Regions from separate parts of the Mus musculus genome. Here region 2 is linked to region 1. Evidence: chromatin loops called from intact Hi-C (ENCODE). Cell type or tissue: heart. All regions are shown on one strand. Each heading gives the region's core, and the rest is flanking DNA. Links, peaks and the distances in the headings are about the cores only. Region 1 holds the start of Smndc1 (survival motor neuron domain containing 1). Region 2 overlaps Smc3 (structural maintenance of chromosomes 3).

What was found. Hi-C counts contacts between places; a loop is a spot of excess contacts. Peaks named below come from ENCODE experiments on the same cell type or tissue, not always from the same donor. Only the 100,000 strongest peaks of a DNase experiment are listed, where the experiment ranks them.
Region 2: a loop joins it to region 1, with 7 times the contacts of the local background. A loop is called at or near these places in 10 of 42 quality-filtered maps.

What each region holds. Positions count from the first base shown.
Region 1 is chr19:53,390,519-53,398,861 of GRCm38, reverse strand. Smndc1 (survival motor neuron domain containing 1) reads left to right here and starts at 8,228. Exons shown (of 6, transcript NM_172429.3): 1 at 8,228-8,343. In heart, for the core only: a CTCF peak has its summit at 4,079 (motif pointing left); a DNase peak (open chromatin) is centred at 4,181; H3K4me3 peaks cover 1,336 bases; H3K27ac peaks cover 1,591 bases.
Region 2 is chr19:53,633,146-53,641,488 of GRCm38, reverse strand. Smc3 (structural maintenance of chromosomes 3) reads right to left here. Exons shown (of 29, transcript NM_007790.3): 19 at 7,378-7,530; 20 at 5,667-5,818; 21 at 4,950-5,108; 22 at 2,684-2,791; 23 at 2,054-2,162; 24 at 480-727; 25 at 179-391. Among named protein-coding and RNA genes, the nearest start is that of Smc3, 37 kb to the right of the region's middle. In heart, for the core only: CTCF peaks have their summits at 2,540, 3,239 (motif pointing right) and 4,718 (motif pointing right); no DNase peak of the experiment used is centred there.

The sequences.
Region 1 (8,343 bases), core at 39-8,038:
CTCCTTCTTCTTCTTTTCCTTGAGACAGGGCTTCTTTGTGTAGCCCTGGCTGTCCTAGAATTCGTTTTGTAGACCAGGCTACCCTCAAACTCACAGAGATCTGCCTGTCTCTGTCTCTGCCTCCCAAGTGCTGGGATTAAAGGCAGGTGGCACCACTGCTGGGCTCTTTTCTTCTTAAACATGTTAGGCACATGTATGTACTGAACCATTGTACCCACCCTCTTTAAGAACTTTTTATTGACATCTCCAGTTGTACATGTTAATGAGAGTTCAATGTAGTCATTATCTCAGTCTGGTTTTTTGCTGCTACTTAACTCATTAATATAGTCTGGGTAGTTTACAAAGGTTGACAGTTCATTAAGTTTGTGATTCTGGAGGGTACGGAAGTTCAATTTCAAGGGCCTGAGTCAGGTGCTGGTCTTCTTGTTGATGGGACTTTGCAGAATCCTGACGTGAAACAGGACATCATGTAATGAGAAGGGCCCGTCCAGCAGAGAGGGTCAAACTGGCTTCTACAGACCAAGTGGAGCGATAATTTATAACTTCATTAGTTCATGAAGGTAGAAACCTCAAGGCCTAATCACCACCTACTAAGGTTGATCTTGTCCAATTCTTTACAACTTCCAATGGAAATTAAACTTCAACGTAAGTTTTGGTGGGGGCATTCAAAACAGAATCATATCTTTTCCGGATTTTCTAGGATGAATCTGCTCAACTTTAGATTCGTGCCAGAGGGGAAGAACAGCTACCGAAACTCTCTGTACAGTGGCCACCCTTCTTTGTGTAAAGCAAAAGGAAGAACAAATGTGTCAGCCACAGCCAGAGTTCCCCTTTCACATCAGATGCCTACACCTGGGAGCAGATGGGGTCAGTGAGAGGTGGGGGAGGGAGGGATGAGATAGGATTTCATGTGTGAAATTCTGCCTTACTGGAACTTACTAGCAGAGGAATAACAAAAGCCATGTTGTGCTGTTCTAGAAACTCCGAGGAAAGAGATGGGTGTAGGGATGAGTAATTGTCTATGGACTGGATCCATTAGGGAAGACAAAAAAGCTTTCTATAAACTTAAGAATCACAATCTTAGGGGTGGTAGCGAGGAAACATGACTGAGGAAATACAGGCTCGTTGAAGCTACCTTCTCTCTGCTGACGTGCTCTACTAGGGAGAGGAGGACTCTATGCTAGGATTAAAGACTCCATCTGTGTGCTGTGCTCTAGTAGCTGAGAATGGCGACGTGTGTGTCTTTGATAATAAAATAGAGATCCGGGTGGTCATATGTGGTAGCCCATGCCTATAATCCTAGCACTTGGGAGACGAGGACCAAATATTCAAGACTAGCTTGGTCTATATAATAAAACTGTGTTAAAATATTATATATTATTTGTAATGCTTTATTGTAGCTGCTTGTATTCTAATGCCAATTATGTTCCCCCCTAAGATGTTTGCATGTAGCTTCTGGAAACCTGCCTACAGTTGGTTCTGATAAACATGCCACCAGCCAACAGAGGACAGACAGGGGATTTTAGGCTTCCCCAGCATGGGGCCTGGGGGAAGGAGGAGGAAGGAGAAGGGAGATCAGCTATGCTGGGAGTGTACCATGCCTGAGAAGAGTGGAGAACAGAGAGGCGTAACCCCCATGTGAAGGAGCTCGGAATTATCAGTGGGAGGTAGTGGAGGTTAGGCTGTAGCCCAGCTACTGTGTTGTTTAAAGTATATTAAAATATAAAGGCTGGGTGTGGTAACGCACGCCTTTAATCCCAGCACTTGGGAGGCAGAGGCAGGCGGATTTCTGAGTTTGAGGCCAGCCTGGTCTACAAAGTGAGTTCCAGGACAGCCAGGGCTATACGGAGAAACCCTGTCTCAAAAAAAACCAAAAAAAAAAGGCTGCGTGTGTGTGTGTGTGTGTGTGTGTGTGCCTTTCATTTGGGAACATAAACCATTGAGGCAGGTAGTAAACCCACCATCAGGGTTTATTAATTTAAGAAAATTACTACATTTTGTAGCCTATAATGTCTTCAAATAGAATTTATTACATGATAGTAATATTTAAAATAACAATAGAGCTATCCAAGAACAATACACAAAAGAAAAAAATAGATCATCACTAACATCAGAAACAACAAAAGTCCATCCATAGCTGTTGCATCTGTTGCTTATAGACTGCTAAGGGCAGTTAGTTGATTTACATCAACTTATTAGATGAGAGTACAGGGGAATGTGACATTTTCATATTCTTCTACCATGTGTGACACACAGAAGGAAAGTGACTTGACCCTGGTTATTTTATAAGTCACGAGGAAAGATGGCAAATGAACATGGCTTCCTATGAACCAACCTAAAGACCACCAGGCACTCACAACACACACAGCTTCCTGGCTCGGTTGCATTCTTTTTTAACTTTAACCCCAGGAAAACATGATGGAAGGGGGGTGTCTCTCACAACTTCTTTTTTTTTTTTAAAGATGTTTCTTTACTCATATGAGTGGGGGCATGTGCCCTCAGGTGCAGGTGCTTGAGTAGGCCATAAGAGAACATCAGGGAATTATAGATGCTTGTGAGCTGCCCAACATGGGTACAAGGGAACTGAACTCAGGTCCTCTCCAAGAGAGATATGACACTTGACTGCTGGGCCATCCCTCCAGCCCAAGTGTCTTAGGGCTTTACTGCTGTAAACAGACAGCATGACCAAGAGCTCTTCTTATAAAGACAACATTTAATTGGGCCTGACTTACAGGTTCAGTCCAGTATCATCAAGGTGGGAGCATGGCAGCATCCAGGTAGGCATGGTTCAGGAGTAGCCGAGAGTTCTACATCTTCATCTGAAGGCTGCTAGTAGAATACTGACTTCCAGGCAGCTAGGATGAGGGTCTTAAAGCCTGCACCCACAGTGATACACCTACTCCAACAAGGCCACACCTTCTAATGGTGCCACTGCCTGGGCAGAGCATTCAAACCATCACGTCAAGCTTTCACCGGTTCTAACGTGTTTCCTCTGTGACAAAACTTACATCAGAGGCTGTCTTGCTTCCTGTGGCGACTATGGTCTACTGCCCACATTTGTCTTCAGAGTAAATGGCTTGAGTTTCCTAGCAGCAGGAGCACTGGCTCTTCACAGGAGCAGTCCATTAACTGGCTGATCTGGCTGATGGATTAGGAGTGGATGAGGGCTACCCCAGAGCTAGAGGTCCTTCTATGGAATTGCTTAGCGCTCCCAGAGCAACTGTCACCCCTCACCCTCCAGGGCTCACTCTCCAATGACCTGAAACAGAACTCTGAGTGAAAAACCCCATCAGGACCACAGAGAACCTCTCAGGAGCAGTGGTTACAGAAGATGAGACTGGTACTATGAAAGTATCTATTAAATAAATGTATTAGGGTCTCAAAGTAAGCCACGTGTCCTGTGTATATTTTAACAAGCCAAAGTTGTGAACCATATATGGTGGTCTGAAGGTTTAATGGTTGTCTTAGTTAGGGTTTTACTGCTGTGAATAGATACCACGACCAAAGAAACTACATTTAGTTTGGGTCGGCTTACAGGTTCAGAGATTCAGTCCATTATCATCAAGGTGGGAACATGGCAGGGTCCAGGCAGGCATGGTGCAGGCGGAGCTGAGAGTTCTATATCTTCATCTGAAGGCTGCTATGAGGGGACTCCCTTCCAGGCAGCTAGGATGAGGGTTTTAAAGCCCACACCCACAGTGACACACCTACTCCAACAGGGCCACACCTTCTAATAGTGCCATTCTCTGGGCCAGGCATACTCACACCACCACAATGGTTTAATGAAAGAATTCATCAAGCACATTGAAAGATCACAACAACAATCTGTAATCTGTAATAAACTGCAGTCAGGGCTGACTGTAGACGTGTGTAATCCTGCATTTATTTGGTTACTCACTTTTTATTAGTACTAGCCATGGTTAGTATGCGCATTTATTTTTTCCTTCCTCCAACTTCCCCCAAACTTCCCTTTGGCAAAGTTTCTACACTTTTGCCATCATTTAAAAAAAGAAAAAAAAAAAAAAAAAAAAAAAATCAGGCATCAGATGAAGCCTGGATCCTGACTGCCACCTAGTGGAAGTTTTGAATATTAATGCATCTAGTAATTGTTTTCAGTAAAATGTCTAAATATGGCCACATCAAGTTAAGAGCTACTGGTCAAGCCGGGCGTGGTGGCACACGCCTTTAATCCCAGCACTTGGGAGTCAGAGATAGGCGGATTTCTGAGTTCGAGGCCAGCCTGGTCTACAGAGTGAGTTCCAGGACAGCCAAGCTACACAGAGAAACCCTGTCTCGAAAAACCAAAAAAAAAAAAAAAAGAGCTACTGGTCTTGAATGTGTGAAACTGTAAAGCTCATTTTGATTTTTGAAAATATAGGCGTTGCTAAGGTCTTGCTATTATCTCGAGAGACTGCTTAGTACAGTGGATCTCAGCCTTCCTAATGCTGTGACCCTTTAATACAGTCCCTCTGGTAGTGACCCCCACCCCCTGACCAGAGATACTGAGGACCAGCCTCAGCTTGGGAGAGAGGGTCCTGAGGAAGGGATGTTTGGGAGCTGTGGAAGAAATGACTTGGAGTGTGCCATGGATGCAAGCTGATTCTCTTTGGAGATAGCTCTCTCTTGCACACTAAAGCCCAGTCTCTTATTTTACATAAGCTACTTTCTTAAGAATTGCATCTCAATCCAATCATTTACTCCAGGTTCCCTTTTGATTGGCCCATGAATCAGCATTTTATGACCTTAGCCCCTTGACTCAAAAGACAGGGCTGCATGGCTGAAGCTGCTTAGTTCTGCTGCTTGCCTTTGTCTCCTGGGATTAAAGGTGTGTACCACCCTGCCTGGGCCTAAGCTTTTCATGGTCACTGTTCCTCAAGATCTGGGTCAAAAGCCTGTATCCTTCAGCCTTAAGACCTGGATCATAAGTGTGCCCTCCATTTCTGGATTGTAGTTCATTCCAGGTAAGAGGATTCCCTCAGGAGCTGTGCTGCAAAGGAGCACAGTAAATCCACTTCCTTTTCTTTTATTTGGCTTTATGTGCACTAGTGTTTTATTTGCATGTATGTCAGTGTGAGAGTATGAGGTCCCCTGAAATTGGAGTTACAGGTGTGAGCTGCCATGTGGTTGCTGGGAATTGAACCTGGGTCCTCTGGAATACCAGCCAGTGCTCTTAACTGCAGACTAAGCCATTTCTCCAGCACTAGTAACTCCACTTTTAAAGACCATTTTAAGGAGGTGGTTAGGAGTACCGATTGCTCTCCTGCAGTACCAGGCTTTGATTCCCAGCACTCACAAGATGGCCTACAACCATCTGTAATTCCAGTCCCAGAAGGTCCTATGCCCTTTCGGCATCCATGAGCACTGCATTTATGTGGTGCAGACACTTGCAGGCAGAACACTTGTACATATAAAATAAAGGCTAAAAAAAAAATCTGAAACCATCCTAAATAATTCCTTCTACTAAGTACTCACACTTTTCTACCTAGCCTTCAAAGGGCTCCGAGTGCCCACTGCCTTCCCCACATCTTCCCTGCGGTCTGGCCCACCCTTCTGCTGTCCTCTGTTTCTGAGGACCACATATGTATTTGTACTCTCACCTTCTGTCTGTACTTACTAAGCAATCGCCCAGCATTTTCCTCCAGTCTCCTCCCATCGTTGCCAACACGTGTGCACAGGGACACATGGGAGGGGCAAACCTACTCCATCTTAAAGCAGAAAGAGCCTGAGTGCTTGACTTACAGCTGAACCTAAGCCACACCCAAGTACCAGGAAGGACCCCACGGCTTGTCCTTGGCCCGTACCCCAGAGTTACTCCCTAGCTACTTCCTAGCAACAGCCAGTCAAGATTAGTCTGATTGTTTGCGATGTACTTTCAGACCCTCTGTGATTGTTCATGGTTTTGCTTCAGAGCACCCACCTGTCAGCTTACAATAGTTATTCAGTGAGATGCTTGGCAGGCTGTAACCCCTCTCACTTGCTCGACATTTCCTATAAAACCTTGTCCCACTGAGGGCTTAAGGCTGCTTCACCCTCTGGTCCTACTGTGACAGGGTCTGCAGTGAGTGAGCCAGAACTGGAGCTTGAATGAGAGACCCTAGTGCAACTGCATTGGAGTCGGCTCCTTGGTGGTCTTTTGGGACACATGCACACACATACATGTGCATACACATGCACACAGGCATGAAACCATTCGAAATCTATTTTGCAAGGCTATAAGTAATTTCTCCATATTTTCATTTTGAAAATTATCAAAATGAAATTACAGGGAATTAAGAGATTTGTACCATGAACTGTTACACGTTCTCCATTAAATTCAATATCTGCTTGCATTTACTTGCCAGCACATCTATTGGAATCTACTAGCCTTGTGGGTCTGAGCAACTACTAGATCCTTGGACTTCCATTTACAGCTGACCATTGTTGGGGAGCTGGACTCCAGACTGTAAGTTGTCATAACAAATTTCCTTATTTCATAGAGTTCTGTGACTCTAGAGAAGTCTGACTAATACAAAGATCCAATCAACATTTACATACTTCATTATCATTTCTCCTTTTGCTTGTTTGGATCTTGAGATAGGCACTTGCTATTAGACCTGGAAGGCCTGGAGTACACTAGTCCAGGCACTTTTTAAATTTCAGTTGATTTTCCTCCCTCTGCCTCTGGTGTACTTGAGACCAAACCTTCAGGGTTCGGACTCCATCTTAGAGAACCTGACCTAAGGTTAAACTCAAGTAAACTAACAGGCCAGTATCTAGCACCAGTTTCCAGGCTACGCCCCCCCCTCCCCCCAACAAGTCCTGTGCCTAACACCAGTTTCCAGGTTACCTCACAACAAAACCTACATCCAACACCAGTTTCCAGGTTATTTCCTAACAAATCTACAACCCTGCGTTTGCACCCCCGGCCCCCAGTTCTCTTGCATCAGAGAGGGTGGTGAGGCCCAAGCTCGAGCTTGAACAAAAGAACCTAGTTCAATTGCATCAGAATCAGCTCCCTGGTGGTTTTTTTTTTGGGGGGGGGCTCATGAACATTTCCTGGCACAACAGAGACTACACACAGGCACCACCATACCCATCTTTTTAATCTTCTAATCCAAAACAGTCCTTACTCCTTTTAATAGCATTGCTTCCTTCTTTGTTGCTGTGATAAAACACCATGACCAAGGCAGCTTAACGATTTTATTTTAGCTTATGGCTCCGGAGTGAGTCTATAATGGCCGGGCAGGGGCAGCAGCAGGCCAAGGACATGATGGCTGAAGTATTTTGTTGTGAGCCGGCATCAAACTGCACATACAGCGCCGAGAGCTCAAATTTAAGTGGTGTGTGTGTCTTTAACCTCTCCAATCTGCACAAGGCAGGGAACACCTCTAAACTACTCCAAATGGCCAAGACGAAGGGAGGTATTTCTCATTAAAATTACATTACTCTTGAATTATTTAAGTCAAAAAAAAATCGCACATTCTGGATGGGTGTTTCTTTCCTCACGGACATTCAACACGTTATGCTTATTATTTCCTTTAAACTCAAAAGGGCTTTGATTATACTTCCTCAGAGGTGACAGTCACTTCATGTTGACTGTCACTCGGTCATAAACATGCATAAAGTAAGGTTGTCTCACAACTAGTGATGCTGAAGTTGATCGCTGGGTGAGCGATTGCCAGCTTTGACTCTAAACATCCTACCTTTCTCTATTTTCTTACATCACATGGCTTTTACCTACCATGGGTGATGCCTAAGCACCTCAAATGGTCACCGTTCCACTTCTATCACTCTATCTTTATTGGCTATATTTATTTTCTAAACAACAAAAAACTTCCCTTCTCTTGACTTCAAGGTCTCGCTCTGTAGCCTTGGCTGGCCTGGAACTCGCTATGCGGGCTCAGACTCAGATCCGCCGCCGCCATCTGCCTCCCTGTGGGACACAAGGCACCCGCCATCACTCCCAGCCCGTTCCCGGTACTAAATCTCATCAGGGCTGGGCAGAAAGGCTCGCGAGTTTACGCCGCAGGGAACCGGAGGACAACACCCACCACAGAGAACCACTCGCTGCCGCTCCCAGCACGAGGCGGAACTGACGTAAAACGAACATGCCCTCTGCCCCCGGCGCGGCCCAGACACGTCACTTCCTGCCCATCAGACCACACCCGCTCCGCCTTCCGAGGCTGCAATCGCAGGCTGCTGAGAGGGCGGCGAGGGTCATGTGACCCGGGCGCCATCTTTTCCACGAGAGTCCGTAGGTCTCGCGAGATCTCGCTCGCCTTGTCTCTCTCTCCTCCTGCCCGAGGCCGGCTTCTCTCCCCTCCCCCTCGCTGGCGGACTTTCTCCTTTTCCGACCGAGGCTCG
Region 2 (8,343 bases), core at 237-8,236, 240 kb before region 1:
TATACTTGAAACAAGTATTTAAAAGCAAGCAGAGGTATTTTTAACTCTTTGCCAAACACAACTCTTTCCAGAGCTGCACAACCCCGACTCACTTTACTATGTTGGTGGCCTGTGAGCTGGATTAGTCCACACACATTAGATCCACCTCCACACTAGGCTCATTATCAACAGAACACACCTGTTTGAAAGTTAACTGAATAGCTTCATATTTTCTAAGTTCAAGTACATTCATCAATTCCATGATTGATTTGTAGCCTCTATCCAATTCCTCTTGCCGCTTTATCAGCTTTTCCTTCTGCTCAGAGAAATTCACAAACTGATCTAGAGCCTTTTTGTTCACGTGGCTGTACTTCTTTAACTCTGTGTTGCATTGCTCCAGTTTTCGAAACAACTAAAAGAGAAATAAGTAAATTAAGACACTCACAGGCCACAGGGAGTCTTGCGAGGTTACTATAAACTGAAAGTGCACGTAGACTTGCCTGCTTCAGGCTCAGTGTCTGGTACTTCTCAAACGCTTCCTGGGGGAGGGACCCCAGCTCCCGGATCTTCTTCATACACTCCTCCTTCTTCTTCAACAGCATGCCTTGCCGGTTGGTCATCTTCTCCAGCTCTTTAGTATCATGATTTATGGCATCCATGTGTTCTTTCTCCATATTTTTCCAGCGCTCCATACTTTTCTGGAGCTCTTTAATTCCAGCTTCTGTTTTGTCAATGGAATTGTCCAAATCTAAGGTGGGGGAGGGGCAACAAAATGAAGGGCATTAAGACCCATTTCTTAATCAGAATCTTATCTGAGTAGACTTTAATGGTCAGATTTTCTTCATTAAGTTTTATTACGTTTTCGTGGTGTTTAAATTTTACTGTGAAGTTGACAAATCACCTAATTCCAAACAGTTTTCACCTGAGCACTAATACAGGAAAACTTGTAGAATCATTTGCATATCTATACTGTATTATGCATAATGTATACATACATACATACATTATATTTATATTTATATACAGTAAATGATACACTTTCTTTCAGACCATGCATGCTTACTAATCATCAGTTAGGAACTGGACAGTGCCGCTGGTGCATGGCCTGATAAGGACCTAGCACTAGCCTTTCATCAGTAGCAATGCTCCTGAGAGCATCAGCTGGGACATTCACGTGCACCATGATGGAACACAGAAAAGGATATTACATCTTTTGTTCACAGCACATATAACTGCATGGACACGGGGGCACACAACTTAATCCCAACATTGGGAAGGCAAAGACAGGCAGACTCTGAGAGTTCAAGGACAGCCTGATCTATATAGATCTAGACCATCTAGGGCTTCATTTAATTTGTTGCAAAAACAAAACAAAGGTAAATAAGTAACCAGACTCTCCAGATGACCAACTGGATAGAGTTCAATGCCCCACATCAGCATGGTGAAGGAAGGAAAGAACTGCCATGCCCACCCACTGTGCTGCCGTGCCCTGAACCCCGACTTCTTTCTAGTTCCCTCCTTAAAATTTCACCTCCAGGCCGGGCAGTGGTGGCACACGCCTGTAATCCCAGCACTTGGGAGGCAGAGGCAGGCGGATTTCTGAGTTCAAGGCCAGCCTGGTCTACAAAGTGAGTTCCAGGACAGCCAGGGCTATACAGAGAAACCTTGTCTTGAAAAACAAACAACAACAAACAAACAAAAATTATCACCTCCTGCCCTAATAAATAAAATACAGAACATTTACTAATCTCATGAAACTGCCAAAAATATTTTAATAAAAAAGTTAGTTTTGTATTTCATTTTGTAGTAAACAATTTTGCAAAACAAACTAAATTCAATAAAATACTGGAAAAAATGTTTAATGATTTATTTTTATGTTATGTACATTGGTGTTATGTCTGCTTGTATGTGTGTATGATGGTGCCAGATGCCCTGGAATTGAAGTTACAGACAGTTGTGAACTGCTATGTGGGTGCTGGGAATTGAACCTAGGTCCTTTGGAAGGGCAGCCAGTGCTCTTAAACACTGAGCCAACTTTCCAGGCCCCTGGAAAAAATTTAAACTAAGCATTTACCTTCTGATCTTGCCATAGTATCTTTTACTCTTTTATTAATAGCTTCAAGTTCTGATGTTGTGGCAGTAAGAACAGTACCACCTTCTGTCTCTCTCAGTTCATTAAGTTCCTGCAATACAAAAGAATAAAATTTAATGAGATTAAATCTCAAAGTATGAATTATGAGTTATATATACACTAAAATATACGTATATTAAACCTGTTATAACTGGTAATTTAAATGAACATTCAAGGAAGCAAACGTTGTGCGCCTGTCCTCATGTACGTATATGTGTATGTATTTGGATGTAATCGCAGAAGCCATTAAAGCAGAAAAACTTAATAATCTAATTACTAGGAAATCTGAGTGCCTGACTACTAAGATAAACTAACACTAATCGCGTGAACATCTAGAACTTTTCATGATTGTAATCATATAAAGTCGATGCTACCATTACACTTATTTTACACTACAGGGAATCACAACAGAAATATGAAATACTTGCGCAGGTCACACACTAGGCGGCAGTGCTCCCACTACAACCTAAGGAGCATACTCAGCGTGTCCTCTGGCCTGACATTCCAGTGAGTGCTCACTGCCACACTTCCTATCACTTATGATTAGCACAGAGCTCTTGGAAAACAATATACCTGTTCTACTTGGTCCAAGCGTTTCCTCAGATTCTCATTCAGGTAAGTCTCTACTCGAGTAATAATGCCTTCTAGTTTAATTCTTTCATTTAGCAGCTGTCTGTTTTCCTAGAATAGTAGAAGAAAAAATTAGAAAGCGTTAAAATGTGTCAAGAAATCTGTTAAGGGCCAGAGATGGCTCAGCAGTCGGTAAAGGCACCTGCCACACTGTGGGGTGACTTGAGCTTAATCCTGGAACACACGAAGGTAGACATAGAGTCAACCCCTCATACAAGGCTACCCTCCCCCCCACATAGGCACTGCAACACACACATGCAGCCCACCCAAAACACACACACACACACACACACACACACACACACACACACACACACACAAGCAATAATAAAGTAACATTTAAGGAAGAAGGATGAGGGAATGCCACCAATGTGCTGTCCCATTGGCTGCACTCAAATGAACTCAAACAGGAGCTGTTTTTGTTTTTTTTCTTTTTAAGATTTATTTATGCATTTAAGTGCTCTATCTGCATGTACACCTGTGTGCCAGAAGAGGGCATCATATCCCAGTATAGATGGTTGTGGGTTACCATGTGGTTTCAGGGAATTGAACTAGGGACCTCTAGAAGAACAGGCAGTGCTCTAAACTGCTGAGCCATCTCTCCAGTCCTAAAATGGGACTTATTCAATCCTTGGGACCCATCGGGTACAAGGAGAGAACTAATTCTCACAAGCTGTTCTTTGATCTCCGTATCTAGCCAAGAAACTAAAAAGAAAAGTAATTTTCAAGTTGTTTCTGTTCTAATTTCTCTCTCTCTCTTTTTTAAAGACATATTACCAAGGAGACTGAAGAGCTGGCCCAGTAGTTAAGAACACCAACACAGTGGCTCACAACCCCTCTCTATCTCCAGGTCCAGGCTCCTGGCCTCCTAGGGCACCAGGTTTTTAAGTAGTGTACAAACATATACATATGCAGGCAAACACTTATACAAATTAAATAAGGATAAAAGGCATGGGGCTATCAAAAGCAACATTCTTTTCCCATTTTTTAGTTTTTGGACTCAGTTTTGATGGTTTGCATCTATTTATGAAAGTAAAAATCAAAAGTATTGGGCTAGCAAAATGGTTCAGTGGATAAAGGTGTGTGCTGCCAAGACCTGAGTGCCATTCCCAGGGGTTGTCTTCTGACCTCCACATGTGTGAATGAGCATGTACAACACACCACACACACACACACACACACACTCACACACACACACACACTCACACACACACACACACACACACACACACAGACACAGACACAGACATGAGTCGGGAAGACTAGGCTACATGTGGAGACATTTACAGGAAAAAATGAAACCAATGTTATTAAATGAAAATATCATACACAAAGGATGTTATATCAGCATTATGTGTGTGCATGCATATACATGTAAGTGCATATAAAGAGAGCTAACAGACTAACACCGTCTAACTGACAAGCTCTACACCAAACAGGAGACAAGTCTCTGGACATGCCTTCAAGACAAGGATTTTCTCTAAGGTTCTTTGAGGTGGGAGGGCCTACACTGAATGTAAGAGGCACCATTTCATGGGCTGGGGATCTGAACTGCGTAAAAGTAAGCAAGCTCAATACAGGCATTCACTTCCCCTCTGCTTCAGATGTGGTGACCATATGCCTTAAGCTCCTGTTAGTACTGAGTATCCCAGTACTGACACCAGTACTATGCTGTGAGCCCAAATGAACCCATTCTCCCTAAAGCTGCTCCTGTTGGTGTTATTTTATCAAAAGTGACCACTGCACTTATTAACCACCAACATGCACTGAATAAGACAAAGAAAGTGAAGATTTCATGTATAATCCTAAGATAGCCAGAACAGCTTAGACAAATGTATCAAAACCTTATTTACTCTCATGGGTATTCAAGCTGCATGTCTGGTTTTCCTATTTTCTTAATATATTTTCTTAACATTATTCTCTCTTTTTTTTAAAAGATTTATTTATTATTATAGATAAGTACACTGTAGCTGTCTTCAGACACTCCAGAAGAGGGCGTCAGATCCCATTATAGATGACTGTGAGCCATCATGTGGTTGCTGGGAATTGAACTCAGGACTTTTGAAGAGCAGTCAGTGTTCTTACTGGCTGAGCCATCTCTCCTGCCCCATTATTCTCTTTCAAGTAGTATACTGTTTGAGATAGGGTCTTCCTGTGCATCTAATAGCCAAGTCTTCAGCAGGTTTTCCTCACTGCTAGGTGTACTTGCCTGCTGCAGCTGACGGATTTCATCATTCAGAGCGTCGACTCTTTTCTGATCTTCCAGACTGAGTTGAGAAAGCAAATCCGTTCCTAGCTCCGCTTTCAGTGACTCTCTGGTGGACTCCATAGCATGCAGACTTGCCTCCAAGCTTTGTAAGCTACGTTGCTACATGAGATTATCAATTATTAATATTAGTTACTATGTTACATCTCATAGTAAGACACTGAAAACTATATATATATAAGTATATATATAAAGTGAGCTAAACAACTACATCAACTCAATTATTTAAGTACAACAATGTTGATAAGCTGTTAGATTTATTAACTGTATTTTGTGCTTATGATAGTTATAAGCTATGATAGGTTTATTGGGATAAAAATGGAAAGTGTACTAACTAAATTTTTTTCTTTTTGGTGCTAGGGAGTTGGACCCAGGACCTCAGGAAAGAATGCTGGGCAAAGCTCTACCACCAAGCCCCTCCAGTTCAATCGATAGAGCTGTGTAGGTATTTATAATCCAAAACTGAGAGAAGGGACAAATATTTCAACTATTCAGGTATATTGTAAAAACAAAAATTGACAGATTGTTTTTGAATAAGAAAACATCTTTTTTGTCTTTTACTACTGATATATAAAGCCAGAAGTCAATGATACATATACAACCTATGATCCACCCCAAGTGTACATTAAAGCAAAACTATAATGAAACATACTTACGGACCTTTGGCATGAAGGTCTTTTCTGATTGCTGTCTCTTCTCTTTTAGCATCTTCATCTCTGATAATATGCTATCTCTGGATGCTTTAAATTTTCTTTGTTGGGTCTCTATCTGCTGCATTTGGTTCATCAACTGGTCAATTTCATTATTAATCCATATACAAGGCTAAGGGAAATTCTCTTAAGGTTGTAAATATATTCTAGATTTTCTTCATTTCTTATAAATACATCATCATGAATCCTCTCCTTTATTCCCAAGTAATTCCCCCAGACTTACGGGACTACACCAATGTTGAATTAAATACTACCACTAAAAATGTTCAATCATAAGAGAAACTTGAAGCATTTTGCCACACATTTTACTCTAAAATATGCATACTTATTTAACTTACAGTTGAACAAAACATCATAGAAATTATTAAAGAATGTTAAGCAAAATCAAGTAACAGCATGTGTGTGTATATATATTATACATACATATTATATATATATATATATATATATATACACACACACACACACACACACACACACACACACACACACACACACACAAACATATACACATATATACTGAAATTCATTTTTATTAAAAAACTAAATATGCAGAAGGCACTGCTTTGGTGACTCAGGTATGAAGAACAGCCTTGCCTAATGTGAAATAATGAACCTAAACAGACGGTCAAATATGCAGATAGCTGGAAGCTGTCAACATCCTCTCTCACGCATCTGTGTGCATGGACAAGTGTGGGTGAAGGGCAGGGGTTGACATTTGTTGTTTTCTTTTACTCTTCTCCACGTTTCTTTTTGAGACAGTATTTCTTCATGAGTTTGGAAAGCACCAGAGGGTTAAGCTCACTAGCAGCCTAGTCTCCTAGTCTCCACCTGTGCCCATCCTTTCAGCACACCCAGCCTTCCACACGCGTGCTGGGAAATCCAAACTCGGGTGTTCAGGCTTGTGCTGCAAGCATCCTACCCACTGAGCCAGCACACAAGCACTCCTTTCCTTAAAACTTCCTCACATCCTGCCCCAACATCCTGCCACATTTAAGCAGTTCTCAAAGTACTACACAGATCCTTGCAGGGCACAGCTAAGGCATTTGTCTTTCTCTGTACTACACATAGGACATCACACCAAAAGCAGCATGGTGGTTTTAAGAATTGCATATGTGTAAGCGCTCTGTTGGAGCTGAACTTGCCACCTTCCACGTAGCAGTACACTCACTTGGAAGACCTGCAGATACTCACAATTGGAAAGCTGTTGTCATTACCTCCACTAACAAATCCACCCCAATTTTTGCCGAGAGTAAACCCTAAATGACGTTTTCCAGTGCTTCCATCCACTAAGTAGATCTGACATCTATTTAACAGTAGCATTACTGATGCTGCTCCTTGAACCATCAGCCAGGTCTTCCCTTCCATTTCCCCTTTAGTCTGACAACCTTGAATTCTGTTGCTCCTCAAGTTCTATTTCTTCAAAGCATGCACTAGTACTGTCTACTTAACAGTGAAACAAAAATCAGAATTATCTTTTTTAAATCTTTTCTTAGTCTTCAGAAGTTAAACAAGCTCTTGTATTTAAATAAAAAGCAAAGTGAAATGTGCAATTCCCCTCCAATATTCATGAAAGAAAGCATGTAATTACAGACAGCACATGCCATCGATGCTGCCTTTCTCTGCAGTCCCGTCACGCTCACGCTCAAACAGAAGGATATTTTCAATGTTCCTGCGTAGGTTTTCATTGAGCTTAGCCTCCAGCTCACCCAGCTCCTCCTCTGCCTTCCTAACGTCTTTCTGTAACTCAAGTCGAGACTTTCTTGTGTCGTAATAACCTCCAGTCAGAGCACCTCGATGGCTGACTTGATCACCTATAGACAAAAAGGAAGGAGTCGTTCTCTTTACCAGCCTCCATTCAATGAGTATGAAATATTAACCTGTGGGCTTTAACAACAGGAGACTTAAGAGGGAAAGTCAAGAATTCTACTTATTCCTAAATATCCTACTTTTCTTTTTTGTTTGTTTTTTCCAAGACAGGACTTCTCTGTGTAGCCCTGGCTGTCCTCCAACTCTGAGATCCGTCTGCCTCTGCCTCCAAATGCTGGGATTTAAAGGTGTGTACCACCACTACCTTCCAACCCCCAAAATATCTTACTTCTCAATGTAAAATTGGTTGTCTTTAATTTGGGAAGATCTGAACATCAACAATTTGAGAAAATGTGGAATCACAGTGAATTTAAAGTAAGAATCCACTAACACAAATCTGAGAGGAGGGCTCTCTGTCAAAGTGACAAGCAGAGTAAACGAGAGAAGGACAACTGTTCTGAAACCCAGCTATTAGAAACAGGATGTTTATCAACAAAGCATTCTTATGCAACTGACGCATATGTATGCATGTAGACTTTTCTATGTATTTATTTTTGAGCAACAGTCTCGGCTGTCCTGGAACTAGTGATGTAATCCAGGCTGCCCTGAAAGTGGAGATCTACATGCCCCAGCCTCCTAAATGTTGGGATAAAGGTGTGTACCACCATGACAAGCTCAGAGTAACCTCACATTGCTTTGGCTACAAGTAAAGTACCTTTACCTGAGAGACATGCTAAACTTTAGCACAACGAGTAGTAGGATACATTCTAAGAAATAAACATCACTCATACAGTAGTCAGACCAAGAATGCTGACTGG